2 separate regions of the Homo sapiens genome follow, and region 1 is linked to region 2. A link is a contact called in ENCODE Hi-C or POLR2A ChIA-PET data. All regions are on one chromosome and are shown on one strand. The core of a region is the stretch at or near the end of the contact, and the rest is flanking DNA. Distances in the headings are between cores, read along the strand shown.

Region 1 (4,455 bases), core at 641-3,140, 250 kb after region 2:
GATAAATAAATACAGACATACATAAAATGAATTTGCACTCCTACCAGAAATATATGAGTGCCTTTCTCCCTTCATCCATGCCAGTATTATAGTTGGGCATTGTGCCTATTCAAATGATATGATTATTTATCTAGAAACCTCCAAAGAATCTATCTTTTAAAAATTATGTAAGTCAGTTTCCTTTAATCTGGTAATAACCAGTTAGAAATATAATGAAAGGGGAAATATCCCCTTCCCAATAGCCACAGAAAACATCAGTTTCTTGGAAATAATCTGAACCTGCAATATGTGAGAATTACATGAAGAAACCAAATTTTACTGAGAGAAAGAAAATTTGAATAAATAGGCAGTCTGTGTTCCTTAAAGGGAAGGCTTAATATTGTGAGAACATTTTAAGCATATTAATTCCATCTAATTTAATTTATAATTTAAAACAACTCTTTTCAGAATCACAATGTGATTTTTTTGAAAATTGGAAAATGTATTCTGAATATTCTGAATATTACCTGGAAGGATAAACAAGTGAGGCTAGCTAACTTTGTAAATGGAAAAGTAAAGAAAAAATTATCGGCATTAGGGTTAATAAAACATTGTAAAACTACAAGTAAACCAGTGTGTAGACAAAACAGAATGAGTTAAACTCAGACTATACTGTTATAAAAATATAATGTATGTTAAATGAAGCATAGCAAATCAGTAGAGTCTTCTAATGGTTCTACAATAACCAAGTTAGCGTTTGGGTGAGGCTGGGAAAGAGAAACCCTGACCTCATACCATATATGCAAACAGATTAATGAGTTGAATGTTTTTCAAGAGTCAAACAATTAAAAAGCTAGAAGAAAATATGCTTGATCAGAGAGGTGGAAATTTTTTAAGCATAAAAAGCAACAAAAGACCATAAGAGGTTTAACTAAGAGATTGCAAACTTCTGTAGGTTAAAAATATGTCACAAATAAAATTAAAAGACAAAGGACTAACAGGGAAGCAAATAAGAAAGTATATCCTTCTTACATGAACAGTTCATTAAAAAATAAAACAAATAGGACCCCAGTGAGATAAATAGGTAAGAAATGTGAACAGTGAATTCACAAGAGAAACGCAGATGGCTAATAAACTACGAGAGCATATCCAGCCTCACAGGCAAATTAAACAATTATTTGTCAACTATAAATTAGGGACGTTTTGTTTTTGCTCTACACTCAAATTCAGTACTGGCATGGGTGAAATGAGAAAAGCATTCCTACACTGCTGGTGACAGTGTAAATTGATGCATTCTGGAAAGTCATTTGGCAGAGTTAATCAGCAGCCTTCGATCCAGTAATTTAACTTCCAGGAATCTCTCCTAAGGATATTATCAAAAATTGTCCAGAGACATTTATCATGGCATTAACTATAAAAGCAGAACATTGCTGTCATCCCAGTGGTCCACTAATGGGAAAATCATTTAAAAAACATTCATACAATCATGGAGATATTTTAAATGTTTGCAAAGACATTTTAATGATACCCAAAACTGAATACAGTGTATCAAACTATTAATAATTATTGCCTCTGAGTCACTAAAAGAGTGATAATATTTTCTGCTTCTTTATATTTTGATTTACTTTCTGATTTTTCAGGATGAAAATTTGTCATTTTTATCATCAGGAAAAATTAGTAGCACACACACTCTTAAATTGTTTTCTCTATATCAGGCCAAAAAAATGGCCTTCTGCTCTAGCAGCTATTTAATTATTACAGAAATCCTAACCGCTGTGTATACATATAAACAAAACTTGTAATGTTTTCTGTGAGACACAATATAGCCTTGACTAAGCCATACCAGAGTTACCTACAAGGTGGATCATTTAAACCCACATGGGATCTAACGCTGCTGGGTGACCTGTATAAAGTCATCTTCCATAATGGTGTGGGGCTTTGTGAGAATGGGTTTTTTTACCCCTACTTTCCTTTTTTTAAAGGCAGGGTAGGCCCAATTTCCTACACTTTAAGCACTCTGGGTCTCACAGGAAGAAGTTTGGAGCAGGTGATAGTTCAGTGAGATCTAATTTTACACACACAGTATGACTTTTCTAGTTTCATTTTCATGTTTTTTTACTGGATCTTATATCTTACAGCTTTCGGCAATACTTCTTCCACCTGTGGCTTTCCAGTTCCTCTCTTCTCTTTCTCCTTTCTTCCCTTTCTAAAATTTTCCAAACATCTTAGCTGTACAATAAATGCAAGAGCGCTTTATAGTAAATACATAGCATCCAGGTTTTATTATGCTATCTTTTTAGAGTGAAAATATACTTTCAATGTGTGGCCAAATAGGACATTAATCACTTACCAAAATGAAATTGCTACATGTTGTTGTTGTTGTTGTTGTTGTTGTTATTTGAGATGGTCTCACTCTGTCACCCAGTCTGGAGTGCAGTGGCTCAATCACAGCTCACTGCAGCCTCAACCTCCTTGCCTCAAGCAATCCTGCCACCTCAGCCTCTGTGTAACTGGGACTACAGGTGTGCACCCCTATGCCTGGCTAATTTTTTGTATTTTTTTTTTTTTTTGTGGAGATGGGGTTTCACCGTGCTGCCCAGGCTGGTCTTGAACTGAGCTCAAGCAACCTGTCCACCATGGCTTCCCAAAGTGCTGAGATTACAGGCGTGAACAACTGTGCCTGGCCTATTACTATTTTTAAAACATTTTGTTATGTTATTTTCTAGAAACCTCCTAGATACTGTATTAAGTAATGCGGTTAACTAAGATTTTTATCAGTCATACATCAGCCATCCCCAGTCTTTTTGGCACCAGGGACCAGTTTCATGGAAGACAATTTTTCCACAGGGGATGGGAAAGGGATAGTTTCAGGATGAAACTGTTCCACTTCAGATCATCAGGCATTAGATTCTCATAAGGAGCACGCAACCTTGATCCCTCCCATGCACAGTTCACCATAGGGTTCATGCTTCTATGAGAATCTAATGCTGCCGCTGATCTAACAGGAGGTGGAGCTCAGGCTGTAATGCTTGCTCACTCACCTCCTGCTATGTGGCCTGGTTTCTAACAGGCCACGGACTGATACTGGTCCATGGCCCCGGGGGTTGGGAACTCCTGTTGTACAGGACCTAGAGAATAGCTAGCTAACTAGCCAAAGTTTAAATCCATGTATATTTAAGTTTCTGTGTTGAAGCTGCACAGGTGCCTTTGAGCTGTAAAAATTAATAATAACTAAATGGTATGCTTTGTCTTCCTATAGGAGTTCATCTTTATTATGTTGGAGGGGAGGTGTATGCCGAATGCCTTAGTGACAGTAGCATCTTTGTGCAAAGTCGGAACTGCAACTACCATCATGGATTTCATCCTACTACTGTTTGCAAGATCCCTAGTGGGTGTAGTCTGAAAATTTTTAACAACCAAGAATTTGCTCAGTTATTGGCACAGTCTGTGAACCATGGATTTGAGACAGTCTATGAGCTTACAAAAATGTGTACTATACGTATGAGCTTTGTGAAGGTAAGTGAGCTCCGACTCCTCCATTTAGGGCCTAACATACTTTTGCTGTGCTTTTTTTTTTTTTTTTTGGCGATATATGAATCTATATCCTCTTGATAACATATTATCATATTAGCTGACTTATTATCTAGGCATTTTTAAACTTTAACAAAAATTTCAATTATTAGGAAAATATCATTGGAACATAGGAGTACTTGTATTAAATATCAATAGCAGTAGGTTTTACTAGCCTTTTCCTTATTCAGATAGCACCGCTTTAGCTATTGTATTACCAGTAGAATATGTTATGTTATATATTTAACATATAATTTAAATACATGGTTGTTTTACGAGATCAGTTGAGTAAGCATATCTTCCTTCCTTTTCATTCTTTGTTTTTTGTACTTTTATGATGGTAATGCTTGTTTTTGTTTCAACAGTAAGCAAGTGATCTTTTTGTAAAAATTAAAGTTCATCACATTGGAAATTGTGTTTGGTCAGGTTTTTTTTAGTGGTTTCAGTAAGCTTCATGATTTTCTTACAATTCAGAAGTTAATAAGGCCCTTGCCCAAGATAAATAGATGCCTTAGCTCAAAGATTGCATTGTAAGGTTTGATGAGGGAAGAGGTTAAAGACATTGCTCATAATAATTGATCTTTTTGCTGTCTCATGTTCTGCCTCTGAGAAATAAAAATTTTTAAGATGCCATTGAAATCTTAAAAACCTTAAATGTCTGATTAGATTTCTGAGTCAGTGACTTTTCTAGTAACTGACCTGTCTCTGAATTCTCAAAAATAAATTTCATTCTCTCGTACTTTGAGAAACAGAACTAATTATATGTTTGAGTGAGGCAATTATCTTTTATGTCTTCTCTTCAGAAGCTCACCAAACTTGTTGTTAAACCTGTTTTGTAATGTATTTATTACTGAGGATAATTTTGGAGCCTTACTTGTTAATCATCCCTTAGATCAAAGATATCTT
Region 2 (4,495 bases), core at 1,195-3,694:
TGAGAAGTGTGAAGTGTGATCTAGTCGCTCTCCTCCTGACCTGCTGACCAGTGACTGCTTTGACCACCGAAGTATGGCAGAAGAAATGCCATGCCAGTCTGTCTGGTCCTCTTGGACTCTCAGTTACCATCTGAGAAGTCTGACAGGCCTGCTACCATACATTGAGGAGACCCTAGGTAGCCACATAGGCTTGAAAAGGGAGAGAGATTGAGAGAAAGAGAGAGATGGCTGGGCCCTTTTCCCATCTCTTCCAGCCCCTAGCCATTTGAATTATCCCAGACATTGTTGAGCAAAGACAGTCTCCACTGTACCCTGTCCAAATTCTAACCCACAAAATAGACATAATAGACCCAGAGTGAGACATACTACTCCTACTAATAAATTGTTTTAAGCCACCAGCATTTGGGGTAGTTTGTTATGCATCAGTAGGTAACTGGGCCATCATCTTTCTCATATAGATAGCTTCAGATGAGATCTTGTAACTTCCCAGGTGTTCTCTTTATGACATCTAATAATACCTCCAGTCTTCAGAATTGGAATTTCTTCTTGAGTTATATTATGCTTTCCAGCCCAGCATATACTGATTAATTTCTTGTCACTCAGAAATCATCTGTTCAAACTATTGATATTATTTACTTGAAACCAAAGGTGCCAAAACACTATTTTGTATACTTTTTCTCTTGGTATGGCATGAGTATTATGCTCACTAAATTATTTAAAAGAAAGTACGTGCATCTGATATGAAGATTTTCTTTTAATTGATACTAGGAAAAAGTAGACTTCTCATTAGCATAAACAGTTTTCCAGTGTCTCTTGTAATAGAAATTGCAGTTGGCTCCCAAGAAGTGTAATATAGTATGTGTTGATAAACATGATGAGCAACTGGACTTGCTACCCTCTTTATATGGCCACCAGAAACTATATAATGTGCTTCATAAATGTTTGGCACATATTAAATTCTCAAAAATGCTACTTTTTACCATTTCTCCCTTCTTTTTCTTTTTTGCTGCTATGTAACATTTAAACCTTTGAAAACCCAATGCTGGTTAAAACCATAGTCTATTGCGCGTATGTGTTTTAACCATTTGCAAGGTGAGTTTTAAAAAGCAACCATTTTCGTGGCTAGCAGTTAAAGAGAAATTAGAGGTACAGTATAGTATTAAAGGTAATAGATTTGCAAAGTTCCTCTAGCATTTTGCATTTAGAGGGCTTGCATCAGAAGCTTCCATTGAAGTCAATTCATTTTCCTTTTAAAAGAGATGTATTTAGCACATGAAATTGAATTTACTTGCAAAATTCACTCTGTATCCTGAGAATTAAGTCAGAAGACATATGCAGCAGTTGTTTAATATGCCAAGAAAACAGGGTGTTTGTTTGTATTCAGTATAAAGAAATTACAAATACTTACATGAACATGTGAAAAAAATTCTCTTTAGATGAAGTCAATTGTGCTTTATGTGTTTAAGGGTTCTTTTAATTAAATGAGTTTCTTTTGCCCTGACAAAACAAAACAGCAAGGACATTCCACACAGGAAAAATTATTATATTTTAATTTGAATATAAATTGAGTGGTAGAAGAACACCAAATTATTTTGTCTCTCCTAAAAGGGTAGAATGGAGGGCTTACTTATACACATACCAGGCTCTTTATGTCTCAAGTGAACAGGGGTTTATAGCCCCGGTCTTTAACTGCATTTACTTTCAATCTCAAAACCACTACAGGCTTTAGCACAACTCATAATAATGGGTGGCCTCTGTCCAAGAGGAAGTTCAATGTTGGCATGCTGGCCAAGTTAAGAGCCAGGTATATGCATTAGCAGACTTCATGGGTTTTTGCATAATACTTCACTCAAATGATTGCTATAAATGACTCCAAAATTCATACTCAAAAATGACTGTAGGACTTTTAGTAGGAATACAAAGGGTACAGTGGGAATTTACAGCCGTTCTGTAAGGTTCCTCAAATTTTGATTCTGCTTTGCAAGGTACATGAACTTGACACCCCTGGGAACCATTGCTGTAGAGAATGTATCAGGTTTTTAGTACAGAGGTCAGCTTTTCACTCACTTTGTCACTAGTATGCTCAAAGAAAATTTGTTGGGGCATTTCTTCTCATCCCTGAGATAAAAACAATTGCCCAAGTTTTTTCCTTTTAAATACTTTGACCCAGAGATAGACGATTCTCATCTGTCTAGAGGTGCTCTCAGAATTGCTCTCGTTCTGTGCAGTACATTTCAATAGTGCTATTTATATTAGTTCTCTGAAGCAAAGCATCATATATAGTGGCAAAGCCGTCCACAAAGTGACACATGAAACTGTATTTGCAGTGGGGGCAGCTGATCTAAATCATTTTTTGTTTCTCATTGTAAAAGCCCCTTTATGAAATCCACAAGCTTTTGCCAAGCTCTTCAAACAGTCTTTTAGCCACCACATGAGTTGAGTTCCTGCCTCTGTGCCCTGACTGATTGCTCAGGCAGCTGCGTGGGTGGCTTCAGAGTTGCACTGAAGGCTTTTATGTGGTTTTTTTGGCTGATGGGCTATTTCTACTGTCTTGTCCCTATGGGTAGCAACTCAAATTTGACTGGCTGTGATGAACACATCGTTAGTCATTTGAGAAAAATATCTGGTGAAAATGCCCTGTGATGTAAATACAAATTTGTCTTCTTTTCCCAGCCTGGAAAATTTTCTGCCTCAGAAAATTATAAAGGACTTAGAAGAATTAGATTGTGTCTCATTTTAATGAATAAAAAGCCAACAAAAACATCATCATCTTTGCTGCATTCAAATCGTTAAAGGTTTCTTGAATCAGAAGATAAAAGTAAAAAACAAGAAAGGAAATTTGTTTGCCTCTGCCATGTTACTAGACCATGACTAGGTATATAGTTTGCCATAGACTGCAGTAAATAAAGTGAGTCCTGTTATCACATATTTATTGAGCACCTATTATGTTCCAGGTACTATGCTAAGTAATCTGGTTACAAAAATGAATAAAATGTATTTCAGGTTAGATCCTCTGGAGGGCAGAAACTGAGATGGAATTAAGAGTGCAAATATTTTACTGAAGAGTAAGTCCTGTGAAAGAGAAGCTGAAGAAGCAATACTGAGAAGAGGGAATCATCAGAACATGATAAAGACCTTACAATGTCTGTGCCAGCCCAACAAGAAGTTCCACAGTAATGACTGCCCATTGGAGGAGGACTGCATGGTAAACAAAGGACTAGGCCCTTACGCCACTGCCACGCTCGTTGTTGGCTGGGCACCACCCAAAGAAGGGTCTAACCTCTGCTACCACTGCCTTGCTCAGTCATGAACCAGGGTCTTTCCAAGAAGAATTTGAACGTGGCTTGAACACTGAGGTGAATCCTGAAGAAGTAGACAACTGGAGGCTGCCGGGTAGTCACCTTCTTTCTTCTGGTCAGCGAGTCTTTTCTCCAAGATATTTGGAAATAGCTAGCTCCTCAAGGGCTCTGGTGGGCCTAATTTCCTGAGGGATAGTTCAGAGACAAAATGGAGCCCCTGTCTCTGCAGTTGGTCTCTATGCTACAGCTGGAACTCATCATTTTTCTCCTCCACTATCCATTCTAAATTCTTTTCACTCTATGTTGGCCTTGGCAGTTTTTCTGGAGTAGAATTCCCCATTAAACATAAACTTCTCTGGCTAGGCCTGCTGCATGTTTCCATTTATATGGGCAAAGAGTGGCAAGAGATGCTCAAATTGGATCACTTGAGTGCTACGTATATTCCTGCTTGTCTCTTATACCAGGAAATCTTCTTTCTCATGCATTTTAGGGTCAATTATGACAAGCTGATGACTTCTTTTCTTGTTTGGTGATCCCTGGACATAAATATCCCAAAGTGTTCAAGGGGCAGCTGTATCCTGTATTTCAGGGAATCTCTTGCTATTTCCCTGGGTGAGTGCATGCCCCCTTTAGAAATGAGGGCTTCTCATCCTTCAGAGAGCCCAGGCAGGAATCTGCAGAGTACCCCAGTAGATCTTTGGGAATGATAGTAAGTGGGGCCGATTCTACTGCTATCCCTTGGTCCCAGACCCATGGGAACCTGATGATTCCTGATGAAAATGCGGTGCCACAGTGAGGTCTGATTCAATGATTGTTCTGCTTCCTGGAGGATGGTGCTGCATCTCATAGGGCACCTCTTGTGAGCTAGTGCATCAGTTGCCCCTTCAGCAAGTTGCTCAACACTTTAAAACCCCAGCAGCTTCTGGGCAGTGTGGGAGAAGCAGTGTGTAATATGACTAATAAATTGCATAATCATGGGCCCACCTTGCTCTTGTATTACAGTTAAAGTGGGTTCTCTGGTTGGATGTTGTGTGGAATTCTATGTCTATAGGCATTCCATAAATTCCCAGGTAGTGATGCTTTCCTGTAGGTGGGAAAGGCAAATCCATATCAGGAATGTAAGTATCTATTCCCATGAAAAGAAACTGCTGGCATTTCCAACATGGAAGAATCCCAGTGAAGTCAGTTTGCGACCA

What was found. Hi-C counts contacts between places; a loop is a spot of excess contacts on that map. ChIA-PET counts read pairs that join two places held with the same protein, here RNA polymerase II (POLR2A). Pooled maps may share reads with other maps.
Region 1: a loop to region 2 is called in a map with no recorded cell type, with 2.5 times the contacts of the local background. The contact joins two enhancer-like sites. A Hi-C loop is called at or near these places in 4 of 37 single-sample maps with no recorded cell type and 6 of 50 pooled maps. POLR2A ChIA-PET finds 5 or more read pairs at or near these places in 2 of 52 experiments (GM12878 and H1).

The regions. Positions count from the first base shown.
Region 1 is chr4:145,550,546-145,555,000 of GRCh38, forward strand. It overlaps SMAD1 (SMAD family member 1), which reads left to right. Exons shown (of 7, transcript NM_005900.3): 6 at 3,239-3,495. Among named protein-coding and RNA genes, the nearest start is that of SMAD1-AS1, 36 kb to the left of the region's middle. Within about 2 kb of position 1,891, at least 2 of the 41 ENCODE cell types and tissues checked have a DNase peak (open chromatin) inside an H3K27ac peak, as active enhancers do.
Region 2 is chr4:145,297,332-145,301,826 of GRCh38, forward strand. No RefSeq gene overlaps it. Among named protein-coding and RNA genes, the nearest start is that of LINC02266, 41 kb to the right of the region's middle. RefSeq lists an enhancer at 2,018-3,217. Within about 2 kb of position 2,445, at least 2 of the 41 ENCODE cell types and tissues checked have a DNase peak (open chromatin) inside an H3K27ac peak, as active enhancers do.